Linked DNA regions of Homo sapiens: region 2 is linked to region 1. A link is a loop called in an ENCODE intact Hi-C map of the cell type or tissue named here. Cell type or tissue: OCI-LY7. All regions are shown on one strand.

Region 1 (2,500 bases):
CTTGACCTGATTTAAAGCTATATTAAGCAAACTATGTGTGTTAGATATATTCATTTTTGCCTTGATTATTACATACTGAACATCACCTTCCATTTTAAAGTAGGATATTTTTGTTAAAATATTAAAAAGCATTTTTGTATGCCTTATACTTATTTTTACCTTACTATTCAATATTACTTTATTGAAAGCTGCTCAGAGAATATGCAGTAGAATACCAGAGTACATTACAATAAAGGGTTGTTTTATAACTGTAATATAAAAGAAATAGTGGGTACAACTATGGTCGCATATTGGCTCTTTAAGAATGCGTACCAGTGCTAGGCTGCTAAATATAGCGAATTGGCCTAAGGATTGGAGCAGACAGGTTGTTATTCGGTGCAAGCTGGTGCTTAGTGATAATCCATCGATCATCTGATTGATCCTATTGACCTCATCGCAGAGTCAGGGTGCAGCTATTGATATTTGATCAGACCCTATAATATCAAAGCCAAATACAGATGCAAATAAATATTTCCTGCTGATCTTATGAACTTATAAGAAAATTATTACAATGCTATAAAAACTCTTACTTACGTAAGCTCAAACCTATGGTTTCAACTCCTAGTTAGGGAAAATAGATGTTATACCACACTGCAAACAAAAATATTTAGAAATGGCAAAAATGAAGTTTAGCCTTTAATTGTTAATTTCTTAAAGTTTACTTAAGAAGACAATTTGAACTCTTTTAAACATTCTTTCAATTTTAAACTTTCTGCGAAAGTATCAAAGCTTAACTGGATAAATCGGCATGCCATTTTTGATAACAATTTAGTAACATCTCCCAAGATGTAAAATGTGCAAATCCTGACACTTCCATTTCCAGGTGCTTATACTAAGAAAATTATTAGACAAATGTGAAAAGATGTATGTTAAGCTATAGTTATTGCAACAATGGTTTTAATGGCAAAAAATTGAAGAGGAGTTTCATCTCCGTCAAAAGGGGATTGGTAAAATAAATCATAGCACATCCACACAATGGGATTTGATGTAGACATTAAAAGGGATGAGAATATGTCTATCTACCCACGAGGAAAAATGCCCATGTTACATTGCTGAGTGGAGAAAACAAGGAACAGAATACTCTGCTTCAAAATAATTTTGGAGAAAAGAATCATATTTGCACATACATAAAAATGTCAAAAAGGATATAAACATCCTTTCTACAGTGGTAGTTAAATCTGGTGAGAGGACTAGAATGACTTGAACTTTTAACTTCCTATAATTTTTATTTTTTGGATTCATTTTTGGAATGAACATATATTGCTTTTTATCAAAAAGCTTAAAATATTAGTGAGAGAGTTTCAATGGTAAAATTAGAAAGATACCAAACCACGTTTCCAGTTTAAGAAAAAAGAAGGGAGAATAAGTAGGAAAATATCATGAGGCCCTTTTCCTTTTAAGGGTCTTAATCCAGTAAAATGTCTAGGCCAGCATTTCAGAATTATACTTCATGAAACACTGTCTTCTGAAGATACTCCTTGGACAAAAGTGTCCACTGTTTGTTATGTTCTCCTCCTGGAGATTTGCAGTGCTTGTAAGTATATGAAAGTTCTGGAAAGATTTGCGTGTAAGAAATCTGATTTTGTTTAACTAAAATTTTCCAGACACTTTTTTTTTCGACAGCATCTACCATACCTATTCAGATTACATGCATTGAGAAGCATGGGCCAAGATAATTCTGGAATCCTCTGTTCATCCTTTTATCTCTCACTTCTACTGAGTTGACACATACTAGGTTCTCAGAAAATACTTGTTTAATTACTAAGGAAACGAGGAATGAAGATTTTGGTGGAATCTTAAACTGTTCCTTAGTTGTTACTACTTGTGTGTGAGTGTGTGTGTACATATGGATGTATGTGCATTTTTGTGTGTGTGTTTATAATTTCGAGATTTCTCAAATGGAGAGTGTCATAAACATTATTTTGTCAGTATAACATACATGTATTATGTGTGTATCTTTATGTAGATATTTGACTCTATTCAATTTTGACAGCTACTCCATTCAAAATAATTCAAAGACTATACTTACAAATGTAGTGAAAAATTAAATCCCTAAGGTTTTCAGTCACAGGTTTGGGGATTTTTCTCCTCTATAAGTTTAGAAAAGACTATAGGAGTTGTCTTGAGGGACTGAAGAGGCTTCACTTGGCAAATAGGGAAAGGACTTTTACTTTCCAAATCTTTTGATATCAAGAGAAAAAGTCACTTTGCCTTTGTAGCAGAGAGAAAATAACACCAGACAAGCACTTTTTCCTTTCTTTGGGAATAAAGAGAAGATGAATTTTGTTTAAAATTTGTATAACCTAATTGAATTCCCCAAAGATAATACCCTCAAAGCACTTAGGGAACTCTGTTGGCCCATTATTTCTTTCTCTTTTCCCAACTTCATATAATAAAGGTCCAAAAAAGAAAAGAAAAATGATATTATCACAGGGTTTCTCCAAGAAAATGGATAGGAATG
Region 2 (2,500 bases), 110 kb before region 1:
TGTTCAGGGCTAATGCACCGCTGATTTAGCTTCAACCTCCTCAAAAGTTTTTTCTTTAACTGTTAATTTTTGATGGACAATGTATTACCAGGGACAGTCACATCTGCCAGGTTGTGCAGGCAGGATTTGAAGCGTGCCTAAGGTGTGGGCAGATGAACAAGTTCTATCACCTGGAGTGTGGCGGTTTCCCTAACTCTCCCTAGCCACTAGTTAGGCCTTAATATGCTTAGAAGGTTGCTCGTCTAATATGAACTGTGTGAGACTTTGGCTGGAGGGTAGTTCTGTGTCCCAGTGATAAAAGAACACGTAAAACAACCCAGTGCCTGATCATTCTCCCTGGCTGTCAGTGAATCATGTCTAATGGCATCTCTATACAGTTTGCGCCAATTTGCTTGCAATGGCATCCTTTTCCGTGGGCTCGCTGCTCAGCAGGCCCTGAAGCAATCTATGAATAACTTCCCAACAGATGCTGTTTATGAATTGAAGCAAATGGCTTCCCTGTTTCTCTTTTTTCTCACTTCAATAATTTTCAGTTACATTACGATGAATATTTATAGTCCTGTAGCAGTGCATAAAAATGGAGAACAAGCAGACCTGGGCATTGTTTCATACGTGAGTGCTGTTCTAATGGGTTTTGGCTGACTGGTTTTAATAATGTTCAGTTGATGGACTGAAAGAGGATGCAAATCGTAGATCAGTCATTTTCATGCACTGTTTTAGCAGGATGGGCATTGATGGAGCGCTGGTTGCATCCCTCACGTGCCTGTGATGCCTTAACTCTCTAAGTCAACTCGTTCCTATGTGTCTGCCTCCTCTGTCTACTTCTTTTGAGTAATATCAACTAGTTGACTTCCGCAGAGACTCTGACACCAATGTAAGAGCTCATTAGGTTTATTTTACCACTCTCTACAGGTATTACCATTTGTGATTCAAACGACTAACTGTGTTAGAAGCTGCGGCCCAACCAACATAACATTCTGTGAAATGAAAATGTAAAATCATAAGGAATACGTTGGTTTTGATTTGCCAGCTTATTTTATAGAAAGATATTGAGCCACATTTTACTCTAAATGGCTTTTTCAAATGTTCCATATTTCCATGTTCTCTTAAATATTACAAAAATGAGAGGACTTACATCTAAACATCGCTCCTAAATTTGATTCCAAGAGAGCTACTCTAACTTCAGTGGCTTATGTTTCAAATAGCTGATATACCTTACTTGCATTTTCTATTTTACAATAATGAGTTAGTTAACTAGCCTATATTTTCCAAACCATTGACTGTGTCATATGGGCCCACATACAAATAATTGTCTGTTTGGCTATTTGCTTATAAATAAGAGTGTTGAAAATTGTATGTAAATATGTATATGCATGCACAGTAAATATATATTGAAGCCTCCCAAAATATTCAAATTGCCTCATTTTCCACTGTTGCATTATGAAATACTCACCAACTACTCAAATGGAACCATATTTATTATGCATGCAAACCCACAATATCTTTACCACCTATCATTTGTATGCTGTACACAGAAGGTTGTGCTGTAACACAACAGTAAAAAATAAAAACGGCAATTTGGAGAGAAGGATCTTTCTTGCTCTAACTGCAGCAGATGCAAAGAGTGGTTTCCTTTGAAAAGGGGAAGTATAACACAATCCTGAAATATTTGAAGCATTAACAAAAAGTTCAAGAATTTAATATTTGATATGCAAATATTATTGTTAAAGAAACTAATATGCAGCATAATGTCTCAGAATGCTTCAAAATCATGCCCCCAAAATACTAAACTAAGAAACTCTGAGAATATTTTCAGGCCTGGAGCAAAAGGTCTAAAAATAGACCAGGATTTGTACTTTTGCAGAACAATTCACCATAGCACTTTTCTATTTGTCTTAAATAATAGTAAAATATTGTAAATGTTACAAATGTAATAAACAGTATGGGAAGTTAATTGTTCCCCTCACTAGGAAAACTACCGTTAATAATGCTTTGTATATAACTTTAGATAGTAGTACGCATATGGAACATTTACACAGGAATATTTTTCTTCATGTGCCATATTTTCTCTTCCATAATGGAAAGTGTCTGGATCTTGTGTTCTTTTTGCACTTTTTATTTTTTTATTTTTTGAGACAGAGTTTTGCTCTTGTCACACAGGCTAGAGTGCAACGGCACAATCTTGGCTCACTGCAACTCTGCCTCCCAGGTTCAAGCGATTCTCCCGCCAGAGCCTCCCGAGTAGCTGGGATTACAGGTGCCCCCCACTACACAGGGTTACTTTTTGTATTTTTGGTAGAGATGTGGTTTCACCATGTTGGCCAGACTGGCCTCGAAGTCCTGACCTTAAGACCTCAAGTGAGCTACTCGCCTTGGTCTCCCAAAGTTCTGGGATTACGGGCGTGAGCCACCGCGACCAGCCGTCTTTTTGCACCTTGTTCTTGATCAACACTTCTCCTGATTTCTAAGTAGGCAAGCTTTTTTATTGTTTATTGTTTTG

The links. Peaks named below come from ENCODE experiments on the same cell type or tissue, not always from the same donor. Only the 100,000 strongest peaks of a DNase experiment are listed, where the experiment ranks them.
Region 2: a loop joins it to region 1, with 2.2 times the contacts of the local background. A loop is called at or near these places in 5 of 110 quality-filtered maps.

Annotation. Positions count from the first base shown.
Region 1 is chr3:68,011,378-68,013,877 of GRCh38, forward strand. The region is part of intron 2 of TAFA1 (TAFA chemokine like family member 1); the gene reads left to right. Among named protein-coding and RNA genes, the nearest start is that of TAFA1, 8.4 kb to the left of the region's middle. In OCI-LY7, no CTCF peak of the experiment used is centred here; no DNase peak of the experiment used is centred here.
Region 2 is chr3:67,897,528-67,900,027 of GRCh38, forward strand. The region is part of intron 6 of SUCLG2-DT (SUCLG2 divergent transcript); the gene reads left to right. Among named protein-coding and RNA genes, the nearest start is that of TAFA1, 110 kb to the right of the region's middle. In OCI-LY7, a CTCF peak has its summit at 1,535; DNase peaks (open chromatin) are centred at 604 and 1,574; H3K4me3 peaks cover 1,734 bases; H3K27ac peaks cover 2,500 bases.